Regions from separate parts of the Homo sapiens genome. Here region 1 is linked to region 2. The links are chromatin loops, found by intact Hi-C in ENCODE. Cell type or tissue: PC-3. All regions are shown on one strand. Each heading gives the region's core, and the rest is flanking DNA. Links, peaks and the distances in the headings are about the cores only.

What was found. Hi-C counts contacts between places; a loop is a spot of excess contacts. Peaks named below come from ENCODE experiments on the same cell type or tissue, not always from the same donor. Only the 100,000 strongest peaks of a DNase experiment are listed, where the experiment ranks them.
Region 1: a loop joins it to region 2, with 11 times the contacts of the local background. A loop is called at or near these places in 13 of 110 quality-filtered maps.

Annotation. Positions count from the first base shown.
Region 1 is chr2:215,927,090-215,936,962 of GRCh38, forward strand. No RefSeq gene overlaps it. Among named protein-coding and RNA genes, the nearest start is that of MREG, 82 kb to the right of the region's middle. RefSeq lists an enhancer at 522-1,048. In PC-3, for the core only: CTCF peaks have their summits at 4,366 (motif pointing left) and 4,587; DNase peaks (open chromatin) are centred at 2,742, 3,972, 4,362 and 6,252; H3K4me3 peaks cover 1,551 bases; H3K27ac peaks cover 3,338 bases.
Region 2 is chr2:214,955,870-214,965,742 of GRCh38, forward strand. ABCA12 (ATP binding cassette subfamily A member 12) reads right to left here. Exons shown (of 53, transcript NM_173076.3): 40 at 3,155-3,209; 41 at 2,408-2,585; 42 at 794-909. SNHG31 (small nucleolar RNA host gene 31) reads left to right here. Exons shown (of 4, transcript NR_110292.1): 4 at 5,941-7,736. Among named protein-coding and RNA genes, the nearest start is that of SNORA70I, 110 kb to the left of the region's middle. In PC-3, for the core only: CTCF peaks have their summits at 5,030 (motif pointing right) and 5,232; no DNase peak of the experiment used is centred there.

The DNA.
Region 1 (9,873 bases), core at 929-8,928, 970 kb after region 2:
ACTGTGCCCCCCACCAAAAAAAAAACTTGTCATCCCTACTATTTTCTGTCTAGTCATACTCCTATTCACCGTTCTCAACTACTCATACATGCCCTGCTCTTGTTTACACTGTTTTTCCAAGCCATCACAGCTGATATCTCCTGGTGCTATCCCCAAACTGCCACTCTTAACTCTTGAAGTAAATAAATAATCTTTGCCGGCAGGACTCTGCCGAATCTCCTTAAGCACTCTCTAATCAGATATCCTGAGTTGTCCCAATTCTTAGACCTTTTATACCTGTTTTTCTCCTTCTGTTATTCCATTTAGTTTTTCAATTCATACAAAACCATATCCAGGCCATCACCAATCATTCTATACAACAAATGTTTCTTCTAACGTCCCCACAATATCACCCCTTACCACAAGATCTGCCTTCAGCTTAATCTCTCCCACTCTAGGTTCCCACGCCGCCCCTAATCCCGCTTGAAGCAGCCCTGAGAAACATCGCCCATTCTCCCTCCATACCACCCCCCAAAAATTTTCGCCGCCCCAACACTTCAACACTATTTTGTTTTATTTTTCTTATTAATATAAGAAGGCAGGAATGTCAGGCCTCTGAGCCCAAGCCAAGCCATCGCATCCCCTGTGACTTGCACGTATATACGCCCAGATGGCCTGAAGTAACTGAAGAATCACAAAAGAAGTGAATATGCCCTGCCTCACCTTAACTGATGACATTCCACCACAAAAGAAGTGTAAATGGCCGGTCCTTGCCTTAACTGATGACATTACCTTGTGAAAGTCCTTTTCCTGGCTCATCCTGGCTCAAAAAGAACCCCCACTGAGCACCTTGTGACCCCCACTCCTGCCTGCCAGAGAACAAACCCCCTTTGACTGTAATTTTCCTTTACCTACCCAAATCCTATAAAACGGCCCCACCCTTATCTCCCTTCGCTGACTCTCTTTTCGGACTCAGCCTGCCTGCACCCAGGTGAAATAAACAGCCATGTTGCTCACACAAAGCCTGTTTGGTGGTCTCTTCACACGGACGCGCATGAAACTTGGCATTGCCATTTTACAGATGAAGGCCAGGAAGTTTCAGCAATCTGCCCAAGTTAGGAAGTGGAGAGCTGGAGGTCCCACCCAGGACTGCCTCGTGGATGCAGCTTCTCTTGCCCTCATAGCTTCTCTCTCGTGATACATGTTAGGCTGTCCTACTTCCTCCAGGAAGTCACCCCACGTTCTCGTGAGCCAACAATACCATTCTTCACACATCAACAATGTGAGCCAACTCCCACATAAAATGCCGACCAACAGACCAACTGCAGGGCATTTCATCCCGAAATATGTAGCAGCTGGATACAGAACAGAAAGAGACACGAGGTGGAGACACGAGGGTTCAGGCTGGTTTGTCTACAGTGGAATGGAGTCTCCTAAACTCAATGGCAAAGGTCACAGGATGGTCAGCTGTGAGAAGAGAGCAGGGAATCAAGGGCAGCAGCTTGTTTTGTCCTACAAACACTGTCCTAAAAACACTGCAAAATTCTCATGTTGAAACAAAACTCCTGGATATCTACACAAAAATCTGCACACAAATATTCCTAGCAACATTACTCATAATACCCCAAAAGTGGAAACCACCTCACTATGAACGGAGTGTCTCCAAAATTCATATGTTGAAGTCTTAATCTCCATTGTGATGATATTTGAAGGTGGGGCTTTGGGGAGGTAATTAGGGAGAAGGAGGAGCCTTTGCGAATGGAATTGATGCCGTTAGAAGAAGAGACAGGAGAGAGATCATCTCTCTCTGCCACAGGAGGATCCAGCATAAAGATGGCGTCCTGCAAGAGCTCCCTCACTGAGCACTGAATCAGCCAGCCGCTTGATCACAGACTTCCAGACTCCAGAACTGTGAGAAATAAACGTCTGTTGTTTAAGCCACTCAGGCTGAAGCGAGTGTTGTGGCAGCCAAACAGACTAAGACAAACCCAAATGCCCATTAACTGATAAATGGATGCATAAAATGTTATAATATTGTATGCAATATTATTTCATAAAAATGAAGGAAATTATTCCACAATACAAAGGAATACAATTATGATTCATGCGACAATACGGTTGAATCTTCAAGACATTATACTAAGTGAAAGAAGTCAGGAACAAGGGTCCCATATAACCATAGGTTCCACTTACACAAACGTCCACAACACATAAATCTAGAAACAGAAACTACGTTAGTGGCTGCCTAGGGTTTAGGATGAGGAGGGTAGATGTGAAGAATGAAGGAGGTGTGACTGCAATAGGGTACAGTTTCTTTTAGGGTAATGAAAATATTCTAAAATTGATTGCAACTCTGTGGATATGCTGAAAACCATTGAATTATATACTTAAAATAGGTGAATTGCATAGTATGTGAATTATACCTCAATGAAGCTGTTACCAAAAAAACCCCCACAATATTCTACTTAGAATATTGTGCTTAGAAACAAAATAAGTTCTCCAATTGTTGGGGGTCTGGGGAGGAACTCATGGTGTTTCATCAAAATGATCCAAAATTGATTCTGTTCTGATCTAGCCTCTTCTCCCAGACATCCTTAACTCAGCAAATGGCCCCACACTCTGCCACAGCTAGAAAGCTATGAGTCATCCTTGATTTCTCCTCTTCCTGCACCATCCCCCAAATTCAAATGCATCAGCAACTCCTGTCCATTACCTCTCCAAAATACACCTCACACTTCACCCATTTATGCTCCTCCTCAATGCCACCAACCTAGTCCAAACCATCACCCTCTCTCAATTCTGACACATCTTGTTCCCATTCTTGCCATCCTCTGATCCATTCGCAATGCATGGCAAGTTATTGTTTCACAACATAAGTCAGCTCCTGGCTCTCCAAGGCAGACACCCTTCTCTGGTCGCACAAGGCAGGAACTGAAGATCCACCCTTCCTCGTGCCTCCAGCGCTCTGCTCATCATGACCCCCTAAGCTACTCCAGACATGCTCTGCTCCCTTTCGCCCTCAGCTATGCCAAAGCCTTTATCGCCTCCAGCCCTTTGCACTTGCTGTTCCCTCTGCCTGGGCCCCTCTTCCTTCACATCTTTGCATGACTGACTGGCTGTGACTCATCCTTTAAGGGTCCCAACTCAGACCTCTCTCAGAGAAGAGGCCCCTGACCACCCTGTGCAGAGGGGCCCCACTCAGTTCCACCTTATCTCATCCAGTGTTCCTGTTACAGCACTGCTTGCAAATTGTAGTTACCTTGTTTGTTTGTCTACTCTGTTCTCATCTGCCTTACCCACTAGAAACTGGATCCAATCTTTTCTTTTTATTCAAACACCTTCTATAAATATTTGCTTTTTGTTTTTGTTTTTGTTTGAGACAGGGTCTCACTCTGTTGCCCAAGATGGAGTGCAGTGGCGCGATCACTATGAAAAGATCAGGTCACAGGGATACAAAGACGACCAGGATTTGTAGTTGACCAGGATTTGGTGCTACCCTAAAAGAGGTCTTCTTTTCTGGGGGACAGGGACACAGTAATGTAAACGTGTATTTCAATGCAATATGATAAATGTTCTGAGTACTTTTGCTATTGAAGCACAGAGATAAAGCTCTCTCCAAGTCTGAGTCATATTTGTTCTGGAAGAATCAAGGAATTTTGAAGACAGAAAAATGAAGCAAGGGCTCTCCGGTTTTATTTGCAATGTTCTGTGTTTCCAAATCACTTTTAGTAATCTGCCTTTTGAGAGAGGCATCCCCTTTACCACCCTGCCTAAGAGGAAAATTAATTCGATAATTATTTAAAATTTGGTAGGTTTCAAAGGAATGGGTATTTGGAGCACACTTCACTAGTCTTTCCCCTTTTGTTTTAAAAATTTGCCAAAGTAAAAAGTTGCTTTAGAAAGTAGAAAACCAATAATGACACTAGCAACCTGGAATGCAGTAGAGGCAGCTATCCGGCATATCTCAGATTATAATATTCAAATACATGCCGAAGACAAACACAATTTGGCATGCTACAGAACTAGAGAAACAGGTAGGCCTGAGAGTTACTTGAATTTTTTCTGGGGCAGAAACTCAGAAATCCAAAAATGATCTTATTTACAAGCCTTTAGTCTGAGTTGACCTTTCTTCTTTAAAAGACATCGATGCCCTTTCGTTGTTTCATTTTCTGCCAATTTCCAAATGTTCTCCAAGAAAAAGACAACCTCTGAAATTCACCAAAAAATGAATAAATAAAAACCCTCTAAATCAATCACTAAATGAGGAAAAATAGACAGAACTTCGTTAATTGACTCAGGCTTTTAAAAATTGTCTCTCCTGATGGGGACTGAGGGATGAGATCTTGAAGCTCACAGAACACAGAGTGAGTCAACAGCGGCATCTAGTGTTCAATCAGAATCCTGCAAAGCCCCTCGTTGGAGATGGGAGGATCTGTGTGTTATTGTAAGAGGCAAATCAGTTACATTTATCCACTCGTGGAAATCATTGAGAAGCACTCACCCGAGTGTTTATGGTGCTGCTTCCATAGATGTTCACAGGAGAAGGACGCAGGTTGTCCTAATTCCAGAGAGACGGAACATCACACAGCCTTGGCATGCATCTCACCTGCATCTCAGCCTCATCTCAGCTTCCCCTCAGACTCAAACTCAAAGACAGGACTATGTGCCTGAGAGTCCCTGAAGGGCAGAAGCCCTCTAAGGTGGTTTATCAGCCTTCTCTGGAGTAAACGGAATAGATTGTGTTAATTGTTGGAAATAATCCTGCTTTTGCCTTAACTTTTTTCTGGACACCCTGAACTCTTCAGTGAATAGTGAATTCTGGGGAAACTATTTAATCGGCTACAATCTATAAATAAGGGGTGATTTTGGATCTGTGTATGCCAGTGATTTTCACCATTTTTCCCCAGCAATGAAATGATTTAAGGGAAAAACATGAGATATTTGGAATGACAATGTTACAAAGAATAGATACATATACATAATCTATAGCTGATCTCTTTAAAGGGGGGTTGGTGTAGAAAAACCAGACCTACAGGCACTCAGCCATCCAGAACTCCCACCCTTCCCTTGCCTCTCCTCACCCCACTCTCCTTGGCCCCCCACCCTATTGGCCCCAGCCCCGTGCCACTCCCAGCTGCTGAGGCTTATCTGCAGAGACCTAGGTCCTCCTAGAATAACAGAAGCCTTTTAAACTTGGATCTGTTTTCTTTAGGAGAAAAGTGACAGAAAGGCACCCAACAGACCTGGGCAAAGGATACAAGGTACATTAATACAGGTTAAGATGTAACCTAGCGGACACAGAGAGCTACAAAAAGGGGGAGGCTTAGCAGCATTTTGGCAGTTGGAAAGACAAGCTTCCCTTGTTTTCTATACCCACCAAGGTGCCCTGCCTTCATCCTCACCACTTTGCTGATGGCATTATGTCTTTGGCTGAGGATGCCATCAGATCCTTTGGGAAATTCTCCTTGCCATTCTGAGAGATTTTATACCCTCCTGAGCCCTCCCGGGGGCTGCCCACCTGTCTGCCCATAGATGCAAGTTACTGGTGACAGTGCCAGCAAAAATCTGAAGGTTTACTGAAAGGAGAGTCAGTGGGCAGTATCTTCCTAACACCATGTGCCTTGGAGCTTCCTCTATAATTATTCATTCATTCACTTCATTCACTGAGAAAGCATAATTGGGTATATTCCAAACTACCCCAACCAAAAGGCCAGCATTTGTTATGGTTGGAAACTACTTGTTTACCTAGATTATAAAAATAATAAGCCCGGGCACAGTGGCTCATGCCTGTAATCCCAGCACTTTGGGAGGCCGAGGCAGGTGGATCACCTGAGGTCAGGAGTTCACGACCAGCCTGGCCAACATGGTGAAACCCGTCTCTACTAAAAATACAAAAAATTAGCTGGGCATGGTGGTGAGCGCCTGTAATCCCAGCTACTCAGGAGGTGGAGGCAGGAGAAACACTCTAATCCGGGAGGCGGAGGAAGTTGCAGTGAGCCAAGATCGTGCCATTGCACTCCAGCTTGGGCAACAAGAGTGAAACTCCATCTCAAAATAATAGTAATAATAACAGCATCTTCTAAACAACAAAAAGCCTGGAAGCCAGCCCTTATGGCTGAAATGTCATTTGTATGGCTTATCAGAGAATAAAATGAAGATTCCTCTCCATCTCTTTCACTCAGTAAACTATGTGTCAGATGTATGTCATTCTTACTCAAAGCTTATTAATGATAGGTAACACTGAGCAATTGCCACAAGACGGGCTTTCTTCTCAATACTTCATCTCGGGATTTCTCAATCTCAGCATGACTAGTATTTTGGGATGTACAGTTCTTTGTGATGGGGGCCTGTATTAAGCATTGTAGGATGTTTAGCAACATCCCCGGCCATCCACCACATGAGAATTGCTTCCCCCAACCCCTGCACCAGTTGTGACAGCTAAGAATGTCTCCAGATATGGCCAAATGTCCCCTGGGGAGCAAAATTGCTCCCCTCCCCTGTTATATAAGAATCATTACCTTGACCAGGTGCAGTGGCTTATGCTTGTAATCCCAGCACTTTGGGAGGCCAAGGCAGGGGGATTGCTTGAGTTCAGGAGTTCGAGACCAACATAGTGAAACCCCATCTCTACTAAAAAATACAGAACATTAGCTGGGCATGGTGGCACATGCTTGTAGTTCCAGCTACTCAGGGGGGCTGAGTTAGGAGGATTGCTTGAGCCTGGGAGGTTGAGGCTGCAGTGAGCCCTGATGGTGCCACTGCACTCCAGCCTGGGTGGCAGAGCAAGACCCTGTCTCAAAAAAAAAAAAAAAAAGTCACTGCCTTATAAATTAATTATATAATTCATGCAAAAATCTATACAGATTAGATGGTTTTATTTCTCCTGTTTTAAGTTGACAAAACCAAAGCACAAAAGGTTGTATAACTTTCCCAACTGTACACAACTAAACTCATCTTAGATGAGCACTCCAGCTCCAGAGCCTATGCTCTCCACCACTCTGTTCCATTCTCCTCTAAATTCCAAGCCCCAGTTTATTAACCAGAATCAGCAGAACTCTCAGAAGAGCTGGTAATTTCCCTGGCACCATCACTGTCTTGGGTGGATGTGCTGCCTCTTCCAGAGGCCTGGACAGTAAAAAGAAAAACAAGAGTTAAATCAGATCTTTTCAACCTTGCCCTCATGTGTGAAACTACATTTCTCAGGACATCTCAGCTAAGAAGTTACTATAAAGTTTCAAGAGCCATCACAAAACAAAATTTCTCCAGTTTCATCTCAACTCACTGTGGCCACCCTCACCACCTTTAAATTCCTTCCAAAATCTTTGGGCCCCTGATTTACTCAGAAACCACAGCTGGAACCACTTCAAGTGGGATCTTAGTGGGTGCCGTGTGAATTGATCAATTCCCATGCACTAGCTCATTTAAACTTTATAACAAGTATTTTACCCATTTAACTATAGGGGAAACTAAGGATTAAAGTGATTAAATAACTTGCCCAAAGTCACTCACATTATTAGTCAGTATTCTTCCAAGAAACATAATCAAAATGAGAAATCTATCTATCTATCTATCTATCTATCTGTCTATCTATCTATCTGTCCATCTATCTATCTGTCCATCTATCTAGGGTCCATAAGACATTTTGATACAGGTATGCAATGCATAATAGTCACATCATGGAAAATGGGGTATCCATCTTTCAAGCATTTATCTTTCGTGTTACAAACAATCCAATTACACTCTTTTAGTTACATTAAAATGTACAATTAAACTATTATTGCCTATAGTCACCCTGTTGTGCCATCAAATACTAGATCTTATTCATTCTTTCTAATTTATTTTGTACCCATTAACCAGCCCTACCTTCCCCTCAAACCCCTTCTCCACTACCCTTCCCAGTCTCTGATAACCATTCTTCCACTCTCTACCTCCATGAGTTCAATTGTTTTGATTTTTAGATCCCACAAATAAGTAAGAACATTCAATGTTTATCTTTCTGTGCCTGGCTTATTTCACTTAACATAATGACCTCCAGTTCATCCATGTTGTGCAAATGACAGGATCTCATTCTTGTATATATGCACCACATTTTCATTATCCATCCATCTGTTGATGGACACTTAGCTTGCTTCCAAATCTTGGCCATTGTGAACAGTGCTGCAACAAACATAGGAGCGCAGCTATCTCTTTTTGATACACTGATTTCCTTTCTTTTGAGTATATACTCAACAGTGGGATTGCCAGATCATGTGGCAGCTCTATTTTTACCTTTTCGAAGAAACTCCAAACTGTTCTCCATAATGGTTGTACTAATTTACACTCCCACCAACAGTGTATGAGGGTTCCCTTTTCTTCACATCCTTGCCAGCATTTGTCATTGCCTGTCTTTTGGATATAAGCCCCTAAGACATCTTCAGACATGCCTGAATCCTTGAGTGGACACAACATCCAGTCTTTCTCCAAAGGTGCTCCAGAGATCACCTGCATCAAACTATCCTGGAGCAGGAAGCATGAAAGCTGTCTAGTTTCTCAGGCAGGTGATCAAGGTCAACACCATCATACTAAGTTGCCTTGTTAATGTGTAACCTTTATATGATGTGATGAAAATGACACTTCATCTCTGTGGCCTCCCCCCAATCTAATCACAAGAAAAATATCAGACAAATCCCAATTGAGGTATATTTTTACAAAATATTTGGCCAATACTCTTCAAAAACATGGACAGTCCAAGACACTATCATGCCCAAGAGGAGGAACCTAAGGAGGCATGACAACTAAATGTAATGTGGCATTAGGTAAAAACCAAGGAAATAGGAATGGAGTAGAGCCTTTAATTAATAATAATGTATCAATATTGGTTCACTAGATATGACTAACCATACTCATGTGAGATGTTAATAACATGGAAAACTGGTTGTGGGGTATATGAAAACTTTCTTTTTTTTTTTTTTTTGACACAGTTTTGCTCTTGTTGCCTAGACTGCGGTACAATGACATGATCTCCGCTCACTGCAACCTCTGCCTCCCTCATTCAAGCGATTCTCCTGCCTCAGCCTCCCTAGTAGCTGGGAATACAGGACCCCGCCACTACACCCAGCTAATTTTTTGTATTTTTAGTAGAGATGGGGTTTCACCATGTTGGCCAGGCTTGTCTCGAACTCCTGACTTTAGGTGATCTACCTGCCTCGACCTACCGAAGTGCTGGGATTGCAGGCATGAGCCACTGCACCCAGCTCATGAAAACTTTCTGCACAATCTTTGCAAATTTCTATAAATGTAAAACTATTCTAAAATAAAAAGTCTATTAAAAATGCCTATTTTCAGGCCTCATGCTAGTCCTTCAGAATTACACTATCCTGAGTGGGATGCAGACACCTACATATCTAACAAGACCCCCAGGTCTGAAAACTAATTTAGGATTAGCTGGAACTCCTACTACACTCAGAAGGCAACACCCTTGCAGCCACCTGCTCAGCTGCCCAAAAGAAAGGTGCAGAAGCTTCAACAGAGACGAAGTTCAGGATACTAAAGAGTAGATACTTAGCTTCTAGAACACAGCAGCCAGTTCCTTTGTCTCGTGTATTATATTGCCATCAAATGCCTCTGAATAGAAATCATCAGTTCAATTTTTGCCCCAAAATTGGATTTGAACCTCTTGCAGTAATGATGCTAATAAAATTACCTCTAATAAGATATCTAAACTGCATTTTTGCACTCTGCCATTAACAAAGTAAAACACTTAATGGTTAATTTGTCCTGCATCTTGGCTCACCACTGTATCTCTCAAAGAGTAACAAAACCAGCCGGGCAAGGTGGCTCATGCCTGTAATCCCAGCACTTTGGGAGGCCGAGGCGGGCAGATCACAAGGTCAGGAGATCGAGACCATCCTGGAT
Region 2 (9,873 bases), core at 269-8,268:
AAACTACAAATTAATCCCTCCTGAATATGGTATTATCCCGCCTAGGCAAGCCTTTTAGGTTGCTCAGAAATATGAGTTTAATCAGTATAAATCTTATAATTTAAAGTTGAGGAAAAGTAATGACACTGTTCAAGTCTAGCTGAGCAGAAAGAGCATGCTTAGAAGCTGGCTAGCCTGTTTTGAGCAAAACCTTGAGCAATTTGGGGGGCAATTAAATAGATCTAGAGACAGAGTTCCTGCATTAGCTACAATTGCTAATTAAGGGTTACTACCATGTATTCAGGGCAGAAAGATTTGTTATGCTAAGCATTGATTATATCAGCCTGTGTTACCTGTATTAGCTTAAGATAGAAACAATATTATGTGTGTGTCCTTATACATCTATAAAAAGATAAATATAAGTAAGTATACATGAAGGTATATGCACTTCATAATGCTACATATACTCATATAGTCAATACATAAATTTATACATGTATACACATTTTCTCATCATTCTAAAGCTTTCATTTTTATGTAAATGAGATCACATATGTAAATTAGAAAGCATGACACTTGGCACCCAATAAATGCTTATTAATTTTAGGTATTACTATTAATAACAACATTAATTTTCAAAAGTATTATACTTTGCAGTCTATGGACTAGCAAGTGCAATGTGTTGTTAGTCATCACTCATGTCAAATGAAACCCCAAGACAATTGTAATTTAGCTAATGAGATTTAAGTCCTATTTGTGTCTAGGGGCATTTAATTCTATTAATTCTTCTTTCATTGCTTAATCAGCAGCTTACCCAAACAGGAGAAGTAGGAGAGATACAGCGCCTAGGTTGTTTTCACTGTAGAATGCAGGTAATTTGAAAATCGCAATGATACCAATTGAAAACGCTACAGGCACCAAGTAGAAAACCTATGGAAATATTCAAAACAATGTTTAATACGTGACAAGCATTTTTCAAAAAAAAAAAAATCAATAACCCATCTAGTTTAAAACTGCAACAAGTTGACCTAGAAAAATTTGAAGAAATGAATTCTTATTTATGTTCCCATTGCTTCTAACATTCAACTTATTTTACATTGATTTCACTTTAGAATTTGTCTCCTGCAATATGAGGTTAAGCCAATCTCCATCTTTAACAGATATACAAGGAGTCCCTGGTGTTCCTGCCTCTAGGCTTTGAGACTTGGGATGGTTCAGTGACAGAGGTTCAGTGAGAAAGATAAGACAGCCAGGTATCTTGGTATTACATTCAGTCCTCAAAGTATTGATTTCGTTTTGAATGCTGGAACTTTCTCAGATGGTTGATTTCTAAAGCTTGGTTATCAGTGTGAACCACTCTGTGCAAAGCAGCAGGGCATCAGGTCCCACATATCCTCATAATCACAGGTATACGAACAAAGAACTTAGCATTTTGTTGGCAAGTAGAAATATTTATTAAATGCTGAGGAGTTTGCAGGAAGATGGACACAATGAAGGTGGTGGTAACTTAATTTGCAGGGTGGGGAGGAATCTCCTAAATTGGAATGAGCTCCAGATATAAGACAACAGAATCCTAAAGTACTAAGTAGACCTTCACAGAAGTATGTACTTGAAATTTTCTTAACATTAAAGCTCCTGTTAAGTCCTGAGAAGTCATTACTATTCTTTTAGATTTGACTTCTACAACAAACACATTTTAGACCTCACTGGATACATTAACAAAATGGATATGCAGTTAATTACTCTCCAACCCTTTAAGCCGATGATCTTGACAGCAACTCAGACAATTTCACCATAATCACCAGGCAAATGCATACCCATCCTGGGCTTTTGGCCAACATTGGTATGTTTGGAGTCCAGAACAACCATCTGAACTTGGGACCATTTTATGCAAATGAGAGAGCTATCAATGAAATACATCCCTTCTTTTTCCTACTAATCTTCTCTAATGTGTCATTAGCAGGGGCTACTACTTCGCATTTTCCACTATTAGTTGATTAAATTTTTATAAGCTTGATTGTTTGGCACAATTACGTAAGGATATTTTGCTGCTAAGCTTCTATTTCTCCACAGTACTGACTGTAAGACTTCAGCGTGCTTAGAATCACCTGGGGGATCTTTTTAAAAATGCATGTTCTCCACGCTCCCCTCCTAAGATATGAATTTAACAGATCTGGAGTGAGGCCCAGAAATCCTCATTTTAAGTGCCCTAGAGAATCTGATATAGTCCACAGAGATGAGGGCCGGTAGGTTATGTTTCCTCCAACCACTGGATGAAGATAAGCCTGACTCAAGTCATTTTCTTTATTTCCTGTCTTTGTGATAACAATTTGAACAAACTAGAGTAAATAACTCTTGAATAGAAAACTGATGTCTTCTATCCAAATTGATCTTTTATTCCCTGCAATGAAGGACATAAGTTACTCACCATGTCATAAATGAAGTTTGTTACCCAGTAGCATGTCACGCCAATGCCTGAAATGTGCTGCAACTGTTTGGCTTTGGTTTGATGTTCCCTTACAACATAGGTGACAAAGCTGGCGGTGGTGACAGAGTAGCCCATCAAGATAGACAGTGCCACTAAAATATCGATTAAACTGCTGATTCTAGAGTGAGCAATAGGGAGAGGAAAACACACATAAGTTTTTGAAACTCTTTTCCTTTCAGAAAGATTCATAACTAAAACCATCAAGAAAACAGTACAAGAGTTGGCTGTGACACAAATAAGGCATCCTGCAAGGCAGCCAGATAATATTTCCAACGTGACTCTACCATGACCCTAGAATAAATGTAGTTCTAGTGCATCTGAATTGACTAGGGATATTTGATAGAAAAACCTCGGTCTCCAACGGTTACAGAGTCTATGCAAGGGATATATCATTCTTGAGCATAGGAACCATACTTAATTGCTATGCAGGGAAGTTGAAGTGATGTAGCACTTATCACTTGACTTATAAAAGCAGCAAACGCTGTGAGTCTACAGTCAACAAGCTCTACTTGGCAAGCCCACTCTACACCCTTGCAGAAACTTCCTTTGATCCCAGTCAGTGACATATTACCAGCCCTTCTAGATTGACATTCATTCAGATACAACTGTGATTTCCAATTACAGCACTTTATACAAAGGCTCAGCTATGTCAAGGAGAAAGTAGTCATGCTAGAGATATCTGCTTACGTGGCTTGTTCTTGGTCTTGCACTCCTGGATAAGGATGGCTATACATGATGATGCCTTAAAGACGAAACAGTTCTTCTATTAGTAGGTATTCAGTTAATCAGAAATACCAATTTTTAGATGAATAATATTCAACACTTTCCTCCTTATATTATTATCTAAACAATTTTATTTGGGGGACCTTTTTTTTTTAAAGGAAAATTATTTTTCCCCTAATCCCATTAATGCCATACAATTGGTGGCACTCACATAAAAAGAAGTTTTTCACATTGTGTTTAGAACCTTTGGGAAGGGAGCAAGAATTTGTATTTCTTATATTGCATTTCTCTCTAGTGTGTTATATTTAAATAAGTATGTTCCATTTTTTTCCTTCTATCTGGTCATATATATGTTTGTATTTCAACAGCACTTCAGACATGTATTACATTTAAATAAGCAATTCAAAGCAGGACCAATTATTTATATGAGGATCCCTTAAAGAGCAGACAGTTACTTCCCCCATCCCTCTTTAGTGCTGTCTGTGTTGGGGAAATAGTGTAGCCTGAGTGGACTCCTCCTTCCCCTTTATTGCTTCTAAGATGCTTATTTTTCTAGAGCTCTACCAGAGTAGGGCTTGGGAACTTCAGCCATACCCGAGGCCTTTTCATTGAGACATAAATATCCAAGAGGATTCAGAGATATTAGCTGGCTTCAGAAAAGTGGTCACTTAATTCCAATACAGTCCCAAATTGCTGGGATCTCCCAGTGTTGTTTATACTTGAGTAAAAAACAAGGCTCTTTTCTTCCCTTCCTTAGGGGACCTTGGTTAGCCAAAGTCAAGAATGAGCTGTCAACAGTTTCCCAAAGGAAAACAATGTGAGGGTAAAGTGTGTACTGTCTGAGCGACTGTGGAAAAGAGTGGTAGGGGATGCCACTGAAGAAAGCTCCTAAATACTTGTTCCTATAGTGTCATAAACTAAGTGAGAGCTTTCTCACTTAACTGTTCATATAGTATTTGTTCATTGTACTAGGATGTTAAGGCCCTTGCACAGCACTGAATATTATAGATGATTCTAAAGGCAGATTTTCTCAAGTTACATTTGTAATTTTCATTAAGTAGAATGTAACATCCTTTGAATTTGAGTTCTGTAACTCTTGTATATTAAAGAAAAAATATATGGTTAAAGCAAGAAACTAACAACAACAAAAACCAAGTTGATTTATAATGTTAATCACATCATTGGAGGGATATACTTTTCTTATCTTTTGTATAAATTAAGGGGCCCTTTTTAACTGAGATTCAGTTTTCCTGGGGGCTCTACTTAAACCCTAATGGTAAATTATTATATAGGTAAGGGAGAACTTTTCTTTTATTTCTGCTTTGTATTTCAGAATCAAGAAATACTCTATTTCACCAGAGGAATCCTTGCAAATACATTTTACTCCACTATGCAAAATCCTGTGGAACCAGTTTTTTATACATATTTTTAGCTGAAAGATCAAGGAAATGTGTCACAGTTGGGGACCTGTATCATAATTATCTCTGTAGGTTCTACAGCATCCAGCATGATGTCCAAAGTAGCGAGATTGGTCAGTAAATGCTTTTAAATGAACTCAAATCTTAAAATTTCAATTAATATTTTTCTTACATATAATGTATATTAAAAATAAGACATCTTCTGATGTCTCTACAGTTATAAACCTTAATTTAGATGCTTCCCATGGACCACTGCTTCTAATGCAACAAAGTAAGAATAAACACTGGAGTGGAAGGGACAATGTGTTAGTATTCTTGAAAAAGAGCCTAGTTGTATAACATTTGTTAAGGAAAACAAGCAAACCTGTATTTTTTGAGAAGAAAGAACAGAATTTTCATGTTATATTAACCACTAGAGGGAACCACATGAATAGAATAGATATTGACATTGCAAAGGAAAGCTAATTAAAAGATTTTTATTAGCATGTTAGAATTCAAAGAAAATCAATTTTATAGTTAAAGTAAAAACCCAATTCATGCAAAATCTAACAAAGATGCCTTCAAACAACTAGTGTGTTAGAGGGAGGCAGTGGGAGAATAATTGGGTTGATTTTTAAAACCAGTAACATTATTACAATGGTAGATCTCATATATGCATTAAGAAACAATAAAAGTAAGTTAGGGTGATGTAGCACTTCTTCTTTGAAAGAGATCGAGTTCCTTCCAGAGAGAGTGGAAACTTACCACTTCCGTAAGTCTATTTAAGAAAAATTATTAGAGGCTAGAAGACATACTATTACTAATTTCTATATAACTCAAGCTACATCTTAAATTAGTTTTAATTAAAATAAACTTCAGTTTAGGGTCAAAATAAACTTTTATGTTTTAGAATTCTTAATTCTTTATGCTCTGTAACTTAAAATGTAATGTTAGGAGCTACAACAAGCCTGCTGGAGTCTAGAGTGACTCAGATTGCCTTAGTCTAAATAAAGAGCACTAATTACAAAGGAAGCCAGAATACAGGTTTTAAAAAGCTGACCCTTCAAAAGCAGCATTGGTCTCTTGTTCTCTTTATCTTTGCTACATTTTCCCCTAGTTATTTCTATAGTTCTTATACTTTCATTATCTGTCTCAACAATAAATGTCTTTTGCTCTGAGTAAAACACCCTACTGAAAGTACAGCATCCAGTAGTATTTCACACCGGTTACACTAGACCCAATTCACTTTAGTCATCATTTAATTTAATTTACCACTTTTTACTTTGTTCTTTATTGATGCTCTAGATCTAATGACTATCAATCTTGTATTTTCTTCTTGGTTTCTCCTGATAGGAAAATGCCAAAGCAATTGGGGAAAAAAATACTGTTTTCTCTGAAATGAAGACTCCTCAAGATCCTGTTGCTGGAATGAGTATTGGACTCTTCGGTCTACTTCTACAGTCACCAGTACATCTGGCATACACTATGATGCCCAACAGTAGGAAGATGAAAGAAATGTAGATGTTGGCATTTCTAAAAGAGATGTTGTATCTTTTTTCCTACTTAATAGACTATTAGGCTATAAATCTCAATCTTGGCCAGCAAATGTGTTTGCCAGCTTTTCTTTATTCTTTTTAATTTTTTTGAGGATCAGCATGGAAAAACAATTTGCGCAAGGCTCAAGAAGATGAGATGGTCTTATAAACAGTAATTGAAATATGTATATTTTTTAAAAGTCTGTTTCAAATTTCAAACCTTATTTTAAAAACTATGTGAAAGCCTCTTGTGAAACTCAACTGAAGTAGGCATGGCTGAGTCCAGAGGAGCAGTGTGGAGGATTAGAAAAATAAACAGGCAGGAGTCAGACAGTCCTGGATTCAAATCCCACTTCTAGGCCTTAGAGAAATAATATAATAGTAGGGGATAATAATATTCACCCTGAAGAGTGCTGTAGGGATCATCAATATTTCATATAAAGCATGTCATATGGGCAGTGCTCAATGAATGGCAATGCTTTTGCCCAGGTATAGAACTTCTTAGTATAAAAGTTTTGTCTTTCAGAAAATTAACAAAGATATTCAGGACCGGAATTCAGCTCTGGATCAAGTAGACCTGATAGATATCTACAGAACTTTCTATCCCAAAACAACAGAATGTACATTTTTCTCATTGCCACATGTCACTTACTCTAAAATCGATCACATAATCGGAAGTAAAACACTCCTCAGTAAATGCAAAAGAACTGAAATCATAACAAACAGTCTCTCAGACCACAGTGCAATTAAATTAGAATTCAAGATTAGGAAATTCAGTCAAAACCACACAACTACATGGAAATTGAACAACCTTTTCCAGAATGACTCTTGGGTAAATAATGAAATTAAGGCAGAAATCAAGAAGTTCTTTGAAACTAATGAGAAAAAGAGAGAATGTACCAGAATCTCTGGGACGCAGCTAAAGTAGTGTTAAGAGGGAAATTTATAGCACTAAATGCCCACATCAAACAGCTGGACAGAGCTCAAGTTGATAACCTAACATCTTAACTAAAAGAACTTAGAGAACCAAGAGCAAATAAACCCCAAAGCTAGCAGAAGATAAGAAATAACCAAGATCAGAGCTGAACTGAAGGAGATAGAGACACAAAAAATCCTTAAAAAAATCAACGAATCCAGGAGCTGTTTTTTGAAAAAATTAATAAAATAGACAACTAGCTAGACTAACAAATAAGAAAAGAGAGAAGAGTCAAATAAACACAATGAAAAATGATAAGGGGGATAGTACCGCTGACCCCATAGAAATACAAACAACCATCAGAGAATACTATGAACACCTCTATGCAAATAAACTAGAAAATGTAGAAAAAATGGATAAATTTCTGGACACATATACCCTCCCAAGACTGAGCCAGGAAGAAATTGAATCCCTGAATAGACCAATAACAAGTTCTGAAATTGAGGCAGTAATAAAAAACTTACCAACCAAAAAGAGCCCAGGACCAGATGGATTCACAGCTGAATTCTACCAGAGTATAAAGAAGAGCTGGTACAATGTCTGCTAAAATTATTCCAAATAATTGAAAAGGAGAGACTCCTCCCTAACTAATTCTATGAGGCCAGCATCATCTGATACCAAAACCTGGCAGAGATACCAAAAAAAAAAAAAAAAAAAAAAAAGAGGCTGTGGATGATGGCTCATGCCTGTAATCCCAGCACTTTGGGAGCCCAAGGCGGGTGGATCACCTGAAGTCAGGAGTTCAAGACCAGCCTGCCCGGTAGAGACATGGTGAAACCCTGTCTCTACTAAAAATACAAAAAATTAGCCAGGCATGTGGCAGGCACCTGTAATCCCACCTACTTGGGAGGCTGGGGCAGGAGAATTGCTTGAACCCGGGAGGCAGAGGTTGTGGTGAGCTGAGATCGTGCCACTGCACTCCAGCCTGGGTGACTGACAGAGTGAGACTCTGCCTCAAAAAAAAAAAAAAAAAAAAAACTTCAGGCCAATATCCTTGATGAACATCGATGCAAAAATTCTCAATAAAACACTGGCAAACTCCAGTTTGCACATCAAAAAGCTTATCTGCCACAAGTTGGCTTTCATCCCTAGGATGCAAGGTTGGTTCAACATACACAAATCAATAAATGTGATTTATCACATAAACAGAACTAAAGACAAAAACTGCAAGATTATCTCCATAGACGCGGATAAGGCATTTGATAAAATTCAGCATCCCTTTTGTTAAAAACTCAAACTAGGTATTGAAGGAACATACCTCAAAATAGTAAGAGATGTATATGGCAAACCCACAGCCAATATCATACTGAATGGGCAAAAGCTGGAAGCATTCCCCCTGAAAACTGGCACAAGACAAGGATATGCTCTCTCACCACTCCTATTCAACATAGTATTGGAAGTTTTCGCCAGAGCAATCAGGCAAGGTAAAGAAATAAAGGTATTCAAATAGGAAGAGAGAAAGTCAAATTATCTTTGTTTGCAGTTGACATGATCCTATATCTAGAAAACCCCATTGTCCAGCCCAAAAGCTTCTTAAGCTAGGATAAGCAGCTTCAGCAAAATCTCAGGAGACAAAATCATTGTGCAAAAATTGCTAGCATTCCTATACACCAACAGCAGGCAAGCAGAGAGCCAAATCATGAATGAACTCTCATTCACAATTGCTACAAAAAGAATAAAATACCCAGGAATACAGCTAACAAAGGAAGTGAAGGACCTCTTCAAGAGAACAACAAACCACTGCTCAAAGCAATCAGAGAGAACACAAACAAATGGAAAAACATTCCATGCTCATGGATAAGAAGAATCAATATCGCGAAAATGGCCATACTGCCCAAAGTAATTTACAGATTCAATGCTATTCCCATTAAACTACCATTGACATTCTTCACAGAATTAGAAAAAAATTTTAAAATTCATACAGAACCAAAAAAAGAGATGGAATAGCTAAGACAATCCTAAGTAAAAAGAACAAAGCTGGAAGCATCACATTATCCAACTTCAAACTATACTACAAGGCTATAGTAATCAAAAAAGCATGGTACTGGTACAAGAACAGACACATAGACCAATGGAACAGAATGGAGAACTCAGAAATAAGACCACATACCTACGACCATCTGATCTCTGACAAACCTGACAAAAACAAACAATGGGGAAAAAGATTCCCTATTTAATAAATGATGCTGGGAGAACCGGCTAGCCATATGCAGAAAATTGAAACTGGACCCCTTTCTTACACCATATTCAAAAATTAACTCGAGATGGATTAAAGCCTTAAATGTAAAACCCAAAACTATAAAAACCCTAGAAGAAAATCTAGGCAATACCATTCGGGACATAGGCACGGGCAAAAATTTCATGATGAAAATGCCAAAAACAAAGCAATTGCAACAAAAGCAAAAATTGACAAATGGGATCTAATTAAACTAAAGAGCTTCTGCATAGAGAAGGAAACTTTCATCAGAGTGAACAGACAACCTACAGAATGGGAGAAAAATTTTGCCATCTGTCTCTCTGACAAAGGTCTAATATCCAGAGTCTTTAAAGAACTTAAATTTACTGGGGCGAGGGGGGAAGAAAACATTAAAAAGTGGGCAAAGGGCATGAACAGACACTTCTAAAAAGAAGACATACATGCAGCCAATAAACACATGAAAAAAAGCTCAACATCACTCATCATTAGAGAAATACAAATCAAAACCACAATGAGATACCATCTCAAAATAGTCAGAATGGCTATTAGTAAAAAGTCAAAAAGCAATAGATGCTGGC